Linked DNA regions of Homo sapiens: region 1 is linked to region 2. A link is a contact called in ENCODE POLR2A ChIA-PET data. All regions are on one chromosome and are shown on one strand. Each heading gives the region's core, a stretch centred on a gene start or an enhancer-like site at or near the end of the contact. The rest is flanking DNA. Distances are from core to core; before and after follow the strand shown. Region 1 overlaps ITPR1 (inositol 1,4,5-trisphosphate receptor type 1). Region 2 has its middle 46 kb from the start of BHLHE40-AS1.

What was found. ChIA-PET counts read pairs that join two places held with the same protein, here RNA polymerase II (POLR2A).
Region 1: POLR2A ChIA-PET joins it to region 2 with 13 read pairs in PC-3. The contact joins two enhancer-like sites. POLR2A ChIA-PET finds 5 or more read pairs at or near these places in 2 of 52 experiments (PC-3 and naive thymus-derived CD4-positive, alpha-beta T cell).

What each region holds. Positions count from the first base shown.
Region 1 is chr3:4,563,781-4,568,144 of GRCh38, reverse strand. The region is part of intron 4 of ITPR1 (inositol 1,4,5-trisphosphate receptor type 1); the gene reads right to left. It also overlaps the pseudogene LOC124906344. Among named protein-coding and RNA genes, the nearest start is that of ITPR1, 73 kb to the right of the region's middle. Within about 2 kb of position 1,369, at least 6 of the 41 ENCODE cell types and tissues checked have a DNase peak (open chromatin) inside an H3K27ac peak, as active enhancers do; they include PC-3, where a contact is called at or near this core.
Region 2 is chr3:5,024,067-5,028,739 of GRCh38, reverse strand. No RefSeq gene overlaps it. Among named protein-coding and RNA genes, the nearest start is that of BHLHE40-AS1, 46 kb to the right of the region's middle. Within about 2 kb of position 2,084, at least 35 of the 41 ENCODE cell types and tissues checked have a DNase peak (open chromatin) inside an H3K27ac peak, as active enhancers do; they include PC-3, where a contact is called at or near this core.

The DNA of each region.
Region 1 (4,364 bases), core at 120-2,619, 460 kb after region 2:
GCCTCCAGGGCCCAACTATGTAAAAATCACAGACTCTTAATCTCCTTCTCTTCTCAGGTCTGCGCCTTCAGGCTCTCCCATCCCCACCTCACTGCACCGACTTTGGCATAGATTTCAAATCAGTGACCACATACCTGATAAATAATCTACTGAGCAGCACTCTCACCTTAATTACGTGACTTACTGGGAGTGTTGATAGTGTCTATCATTGAACCTCTCACACCTTTAAGAACTAGCTCAAGGTGGGGCACGGTGGCTCACACCTGTAACCCCCACACTGTGGAAGTCCAGGGCAGGTGGATCGCTTGAGCTCAGGAATTCACGACTAGCCTGGACAACATGGTGAAATCCCATCTCTACTAAAAGTACAAAAAAATTAGCTGGGTGTGGTGACGCATGCCTGTAGTCCCAGCTACTCGTGAGGCTGAGGTGGGAGGATCACTTGAGCCCAGGAGGAGGTTGCAGTGAGCCAAGATGGCAGCATGCACTCCAGCCTGGGTGGCAGAGTAAGACCCCGTCTCAAAAAAGAAACCAAAAAAAACTAGCTCAAGCGTCACCTCCCCTATAAAGCCCTCCATGACCCACCTCAGCCCCCAAGCCCACCGCACGTGGTTGACTGTCATCTTCATTCGCCTATCTCTAATCTCAGTTTCGACTTGGAGTCTAGCATGTTCCATGTTATACTGCAAACCATTATCAACATGTCTCCTTTCCTACAACAATTTAAAGTTGCAAGAAAAAAGGACTTGGTCTTCTTAGGCTTTATCATCCCCCCTCCAACCTGGAACATTACACAAATTCAACAAGGTATTACTCTATTAGCAATCACGTCTTTTATCCTGATCACTAGTGCTACAGGAATGGATAAAAAAGAGTAAGAGCTAAAGAAAAATAGTGACAACAAAGTATGAAATTGTCCAGTGTTACTCAGGTAAGAATTGAAGGGGAGACTCCACTTCTCTTCAATTAATGCTAATTGAACACATTACAGACCACACCCTACGAGCTTTCCACATATCAACTTGTTTAACTCTCACAACATTCCACTGAAATAGGTATTATTATCCCCATTTTACAGATGGGGAAACTGAGGTAAAGAGATTAAATGTCTTTCTTGAGGTCATTCAAGTCATAAGTGGCACTGCCAGGATTCAACTCAGGCAGTCTTAACCTACATTGCATTACCTCTCAAGATACACAGCTAGGAGAAAGACTGCAGAATGGAAGATTGCCTAAGCTGAACAGAGAAAGAGAGAGGAAAAGAAGAGAATATGATAAACACTCAACTCTCCTGAGGAGGAAATTAAGAGAGGGAAAACTGGTCCTGACTACTCTTGGTGCCAACAGAATATCTAGTAGTGGCCAAGGCCCAGGCCCAGGTTGGGCTGATTACAGGCCAGAGTTGTATGGGAACAATGAAGGGAAGGTGGAGGAAAGAATCTGCATTGCATTCAGGAGGTTAGGAACCTGGGAAACACCTCAATTTTTGCAGAGTGTTTCAGTGTGTGTGTGTGTGTGTGTGTGTGTGTGTGTGTGTGTGCATGTGTCCCCATTCAGGCTTCCTGGGCCAAATAGTCCTGGCTATTTCTCCCCACTCTCAACTCTGACCTGGCTCTCAACTCTAATTCTATCTGGCCTTACTTGGCTGAACTGACCCACCTATTCCTTACCTTTAAGCTCTTTATTTATTCAGAGCTGAGGTTCCAGGAGCTGATTCAACAGATAGAGGTTTGCTCATAGTAGAGACTGGAATAAAGGTCAATACCTTCTGGGAAAACAACTCCTGTGCAACAAACTACTACTCATACATAAAGTCAGAGTTCATTAAGGTAACTGTCCATCTGAAAAGCAATTATCAGACTCACGAGTTGAGGGTGGCTCTTAGAAGATCTATCCAACAGGGGAAGGAATGAATACAGCCCTGGAAAAATCTGAGGTTCAGTTTCCAAATTGGCTCTGAATTTGGCTTATGAATTCTTACAAGTCATTCACTTTTTGATTTATTTGTCCTCTGAATTTATAGATCTCCTCTCCATCTCCAACATACTTTTATGCAGTTCATTTGAGGATATGTTACAGTTCGTTGTACAGGGATTTGGCTACCAGGAAAATCAATGAGCAAGACGGGGCCAGCATTACGCCACTCAGATTCACTAGGAGTGAAGCTGAACTTCCTGGCACAAACCTTAGGTCAAAATGGCAATAAATGAAAAGGACAAGGAAACAACTGCAGCCCAATGTTCTCAAACATCAATATCACTTTTGATATTAATATACTTAGTGGAACATGAAAATCGCTTTTCAAACCACTTGGACATTCATCTCCAAATTTCTGAAGTTGCACTCAATTTAATTCCCTAGAAGTTGAAATTTTAATTCTGTTTCAATATCAATCACATTTCCACTTAGCATAGAGTCAGCTGTTCAATTGTTTGCAGAATCCAATCTAGTTCAAAAGAGAATTAGTAGCCATTCCGACCTTCGTCTTGGGGAGACAATCAATACAGCCTGCTCTCTGTGGGAACACACTCTCCTGCGGGCCAAGGGGAGATGCTGACCCCAACCAGGAAGGAGAAAGACTGTTTATTTCTTGGCACTAGGAGGCAAAATTTAATTTAACTTTAAGTGTTCATGAGCTTTTCATCCTCAAAGTGCTTCACAAGTATTAACTAATTAATCTTCTCAGTACTGCTGCGTATTACATAAACTCAGGGATAAAGAACAAGGGAGGCATTGAATGGACCAGGTGGTAGAATTAGGAAGATAAGAAACTAACCTCACAATGAGAAACCTTTTACGTGGAGGTGCTATTAGTGGCTAGGGCAGGCTCCAGTGCTAGTGGCTGTGACTATTCTATCAACTCTAGCAGTAAGAAAAATCATGCTGAAACTAGGGCTGCGGTGATGAGCTGAAGGTTCTTTCTGGAACTAAGCCTCAGTTCCCTCAACTGTCAAGTGAGGCTGCTCACAGAACAAACTCCAGAGGGTGCTTATGAGGAATCAACAAGGTGACACATTCAAGATCTTATCACAGAGGAGCCTACCAATGCTCAGTACACACCAGATGTTATTAAATAAAAAAGGGGCCGTGGCTTCCAGGTGTCTGAGCAAAAAATGGGTTAAACAGCTTCAAAATGTTTGCAGGTATTGTCCGTATTTTCATTTGTGAGAGACAATGAGTTTAGCCAAATTATATGCACCTCTTTTATGAACTGAACTGCGTCCCCATTGTAAAATTCCTATGCTGAGTGTTACAGCTCTTTTAGAATTTGTCTAGCGCTGGAAAACCCCTTTTTTAAACTCCTGTGTTGAAGTCCTAACCCTCAGTCGCTCAGAAAGTGTCTGAGACAGTTCAGGCAGCTTAAAAAAATATCATAAATTAAGTGGCCCATAAACAACAGAAATGTATTTCTCAGAGTTCTGAAGGCCTGGAATTCCAAGATCAAGATGCCAGCAGGTTCAGAGTCAGGTGAGGGCCCTAGTTCACAGATGGCACCTTCTTGCTGTGTCCTCCCATGGTGGGAGGAACAAGGGGGCACTAATCCCAATCACCTCTCAAAGTACCCAGCTCCTAACACTACCTTGGTTATCAGGTTTCAACATAGGAATTTCAGGAGGACAAAAACATGCAGAACGTGACTCATTTGGTAATTCGTTCATTACAGTTGTCATTAGTTAAGATGAGGCCATACTGGAGCGGGGTGGGACCTATTCCGACATGACTTAGATTCTTATAAAAAGGGTAAATTTGGAGAAGGCCACACCTGTACAAAGAACACACGCAAACATGAAGGCAGAAGAAATACAGCAGAGCCAAGGAACACCAAAGACTGCCCGCCAACCACCAGGAGCCAGGCAAGAGGCATAACGGATTTCTTCCTATGCCTTCAGAAGGAACCAATCCCGGCCGGGTGCGGTGGCTCACGCCTGTAATCCCAGCACTTTGGGAGGCCGAGGCGGGTGGATCAGCTGAGGTCAGGAGCTCGAGACCAGCCTGACCTACATGGTGAAACCCCGTCTCTACAAAAATTCAAAAATTAGCCGGGCATGGTGGCACACACCTGTAATCCCAGCTACTCAGGAGGCTGAGGCAAGAGAATCGCTTGAACCCCGGAGGTGGAGGTTGCAGTGAGCCAAGATCGCGCCACTACACTCCAGTCTGGGTGACACGGTGAGATTCTGTCTCAAAAAAAAAAAAGAAAAGAAAACAAATCAACTCAGCTGACACTTTGATTTAGGTGAGACAATAAATTTCTGTCGTTCAAGCCATTCAGCTTGTGGTGCTTTGTTGCAGCAACCCTAGCAAACGAATAAAACCTCTATATAGGATTAGTTTTGTTTAATAAACAACCATGAACCCACCAA
Region 2 (4,673 bases), core at 835-3,334:
GTGGTGGCTCACACGTATAATCCCAGCACTTTGCAGGGGCCAAGGCGGGCAGATCACTTGAGGTCAGGAATTTGAGACCAGCCTGGCCAACATGGTGAAACCCCATGTCTACTAAAAATACGAAAATTAGCCCGATGTGGTACTGCATGCCTGTAGTCCCAGCTACTTGGGAGGCTGAGGCAGGAGAATTGCTTGAACCCGGGAGGTGGAGGTTGCAGTGAGCCGAGATCGCGCCACTGCACTCAAGCCTGGGTGACAGAGCAAGACTCTGTCTCAGAAAACAAACAAAAATTTTAATTATTTGTAGTTCAATTATTTAAAAATTATTTTGTAATTATTTTTTAATAATTATTTTAAAATTATTTGTATTCCATTTTTAAATTATTTGTAGTTCATTTAAAAATAATAAACCCATTATATATTTATATATGTTTTATGAAAATAGCTGTATTTTCTAAAACGAACAACAATAAAAGATGAGTGAGTAGAATGCATGGTTTCAATTTTTGCAAATCTCTTTAGTGTCTTCCTTAATAGAAGACAGCTGGCTTCTCAGAGCTGCTTCTGCAGTCCGTCTATTGTAGCGTTGCATGTCGTGTGGTCTCTGGAAAACTCCACCGTGCACATGGAAGAGAAAGAGTGAAAAAGGCAAATATCCTCTTAGTATTGTTAGGAAACTAGTTTTGACTTCACATACTCCCTGAAAGACTTGGGGTCTGGAACCACACTTGGAACTGCTGCTGGGATGCAGTGATGGAGAAAGGGCTCACAGGAGCGCAAGGCCTCAGAGAGGAGTCGTCAACTATGTGAAGACTTCCGGCTTTAAAAAGCATGGAGGTTGTTGCTGGGTGCGGTGGTTCACACCTGTAATCCCAGTACTTTGGGAGGCCAAGGCGGGCGGATCGCTTGAGGTCAGCTCAAGGCCAGTCTGGCCAACATGGTGAAACCCTGTCTCTACTAAAAATACAAAAATTAGCCGGGCATGGTGGCCCACTTCTGAAGCCCCAGCTACTCGGGAGGCTGAGGCAGGAGAATCGCTTGAACCCTGGAAGCGGAGGTTGCAGTGAGCTGAGATTGGGCCACCGCACTCCAGACTGGGCAACAAGAGCGAAACTCCATCTCAAAAACAAAACAAAACAAAAGCATGGAAATTGTACGGTGAGCTTCAGTGCGAATTCCGGTCGTGACTTGGTCTTAGAATAGCTGAGGGACTATGGACAGGTACCCTGCCCTCTCTGAACCTCAGTTTCCCGGTCTGCTTTATGAAAAGAGTGGCCTCTGGCCGGGCGCGGTGGCTCACGCCTGCAGTCCCAACACTTTGGGAGGCCGGGGCTGGCGGATCATGAGGTCAGGAGATCAAGACCATCCTCGCTAACATGGTGAAACCCCGTCTCTATTAAAAATACAAAAAAAAAAAAAAATTAGCAGGGCGTGGTGTTGGGCGCCTGTAGTCCCAGCTACTCGGGAGGCTGAGGCGGGAGAATGGCGGGAACCCGGGAGGCGGAGGTTGCAGTGAGCCGAGATCGCGCCACCGCACTCCAGCCTGGGCGACAGGGCGAGACTCCGTCTCAGAAAAAAAAAGAAAAGGGCGGCCTCTAACATTCCAGGCCGCGCCCCGCCCCCACCCCTCCCAAGCCTCTGGGAGGTTCCAGGAGGGATTTCAGAGCAACTCTTCCTTTTGCCAGCAGAAGGCGATGGAGACCAGCCTTGGCTGGACCACTTCCACCCCAGAGGCTCTTCACCGCCTCCCCATCCAGACCCAAGGTTCCCTAGTGGTCCAGACGGTTTCCTTGGCAGCGCTGGCACCAGGTATCTCAGGCCACCCAGGCTGTCCCAGGGAGGGGGCTGGAGGCACCGAGAGCCCTTCATATAGACCCAGACACGTGGCCAGGTTGAGATGCTGGGATTCTCCCAAACCCAGTCTGGGAGGAGCTGGGGAGAAAGAAGAACGGGTTTGGGCAAAGACACTTCAGCCCCTCCCCCCACACCCCGCGCTGGGCCTTTCGGTGGGAAACCACCCAGGAGCCGTTGACTTCTCACAGGGAAGGCCGGGCGGGGGTGGCCGGAAGGGAGCAAGACGGAGAGAGCGCGGCGCCAGCTCCCCGGGGACCGCCTGCCTGCAGGCGCGAGCCGGCGCTTGCATCAGCGCCTGCCAGGGCAGGGGCAGGGACCACGGCCACCGGCGACGTCAGTCTCTTTCCCAGAAGAATTCCACTTCCTGCGGCCGGGGCCCGGCTGTGAGGGGGCGGGGGGGGGTGGGTTGGTTTCGCAGGATGACACCTCTCGTTTACTGCATCTCCTCGGTCACACACTGTTGTCTAGGAGACCAAGAGCATCCCGGCCGCCTCAGTGAGGCTAACCCGCCCCCGGGAAGTGACCCGGGGCACGGCCCACTCAGGAAGCCACTGGCTCTAGGGTGCAGGCCCCAGGACACTAGGCCACCCACTACAGGTCCTGGATTCTGCCCTGAAGGCACCCGGTGGCCCACCTTCCATATTGTACCTGATTGTCAGGTTTTCAAAGCACACTCGCCTGAGGGTGTTAGAAACAAGCCAGAGAAAACTAAAGCCCAGAGAAGAGCCCTAGGATAGCCTGTCACTGGGAGAGCTGACTTTTCAAGCCTCTGTGATTTGGTTTGGTTTGGGTTGGGTTGGGTTGCGTTTTTTCTTACCTTTCTTGCCATAGATCAGGGTCTCACGAACCTCTTAAGAGTCAATGGCCCGTCCACTATCAGTGAAGCAATATATATATTTTTTTATTTTGTTTATTTGTTGTTGTTTGAGACAGAGTCTTGATTTGTCACTCAGGCTGCAGTGCCGTGTCTCGATCTTGGCTCACTGCAACCTCCGCCTCCCTGGTTCAATCCATTCTCTTGTCCCAGCCTCTCCAGTAGCTGGTATTACAGGTGCATACCACCACGCTCAGCTAATTTTTTTTTTTTTTTTGTATTTTTAATAGAGACAATGTTTCACCATGTTGGCCAGGCTGGTCTCGAACTCCTGACCTCAAGTGACCCGCCCGCCTTGTCCTCGAATAGTGCTGGGATTACAGGTGCGACCCACCACACCCGGCTGCAATGTTTGTTTTAATTACTTTTGGCAAGTATTTCCTGAGTACCCCGAGCGTGCCAGGTGAAGAGAGACGGATAATAACAGCGCTAGCCAGCACGTATTAAGCCTTGCAAAGCTGCACGGGCATGAACTTGTGGCTTCAACACAACCTTATGAGGTAGGTGTTATCCCCATTTTACAGAGTAGAATACCCAGTTAATGTGAGACCAGCTGGGAAGTAAAATCAAATCTGAGTCCTAAACTAGAAGTCTGTACCATTACCAGGCAGCCTTGCAAAACATCAATTAACATGACAGACATGGCCCTTTTTCTTTGGAATTGATGCTTTTTTAGTGCATTTTTAAGACCATGCATTTAATCTTGAATTATGTGTTAAAAATGTGAGATGAGGATAAAAGTAATTCCAAATAAGAAACACATAATAACAGCAATGCAACTAGCATTGAGGCCTACTGTATGCCAAACGCTGTGCCAAAGCCACTACCATTATTACCTCATTTGATACAACAACCCTATGAGGTCAGTTCTATCACTTTGGTCCCTACATTGCAGATGAAGAGACCGAGGCACAGAGGCGAAGTAACTTGTCCATGTCCCAGAGCTGTAAATTAATGCTCAGTAATGAGCAGAATAGCGTCCTGGTCCATGTAAGCACTTAATGCACTTGTACTCGGCTTTGGAAAGAATGGAGAGACTGCAGTGTATACAAACATCCCAGGAAAACCTCATTCATTTGGACCATTTCCGTCTAGATTTTATTATAATTTGAAAGGAGCCTAGGGTCGTGTTCTCTCTTTTTTTTTTTTTTTTTTTCTGCTTGCGGGGAAAAGCTAAGCAAATAGTACAAACAAAGTAAAAATATTTTTGTGGGGCGTTTTAGAATTTAGACGAGATAGGGTGCATTCAGGATAGTATGACCGTAGACACATTTTAGTATTTATAAAGCATTTTCCTACCCAGGAGTTAACTTTATCTTCACAATACCCCTGAGAAGTAGTTAGAACTGGTCATCTTAGTCCCAGTCTACAGGTGAACTCTGAGAATCTTTCTAAAGAAGAATTTCTAACTAGTAAAGAGAACAAATGATCTTTAGGGACTCGAAAGTAAACTACCCACAATAGCTGAGATGTGAAAACAATAAATGAATGGATAAACTAAATCTAGTATGTACATACAATGAAATATTATTCAGCCTTAAAAAGGAATGAAATTCTGGTAAGTGCTACAATATGATGAATGTTGAAGACATGATGCCAAGTAAAATAAGTCAGACACAAAAGGACGGTATTGTATGATTCCACTTATATGGAACACCTAGACTAGACAAATTTATACATACAGAAGTAGAGTAGAGGTACCGGGGGCTGGAGGGAGAGAGGAGTGGGGAGTTCTCGTTTGATTAGAATTCAATGAACAATTTAATTGGTGATGAATTGAAGGGATGCTGAACAAGCTCTAGGAATGGGTAGTGATGGTTGCACAACGTTGTGAATGTACTTAATGCCTCTGAATTGTGCACTTAAAAATGGTTAAAAGGTGGCTCACGCCTGTAGTCCCAGGATTTTGGGAGGCTGACATGGGTGGATCGCTTGAGCCCAGGAG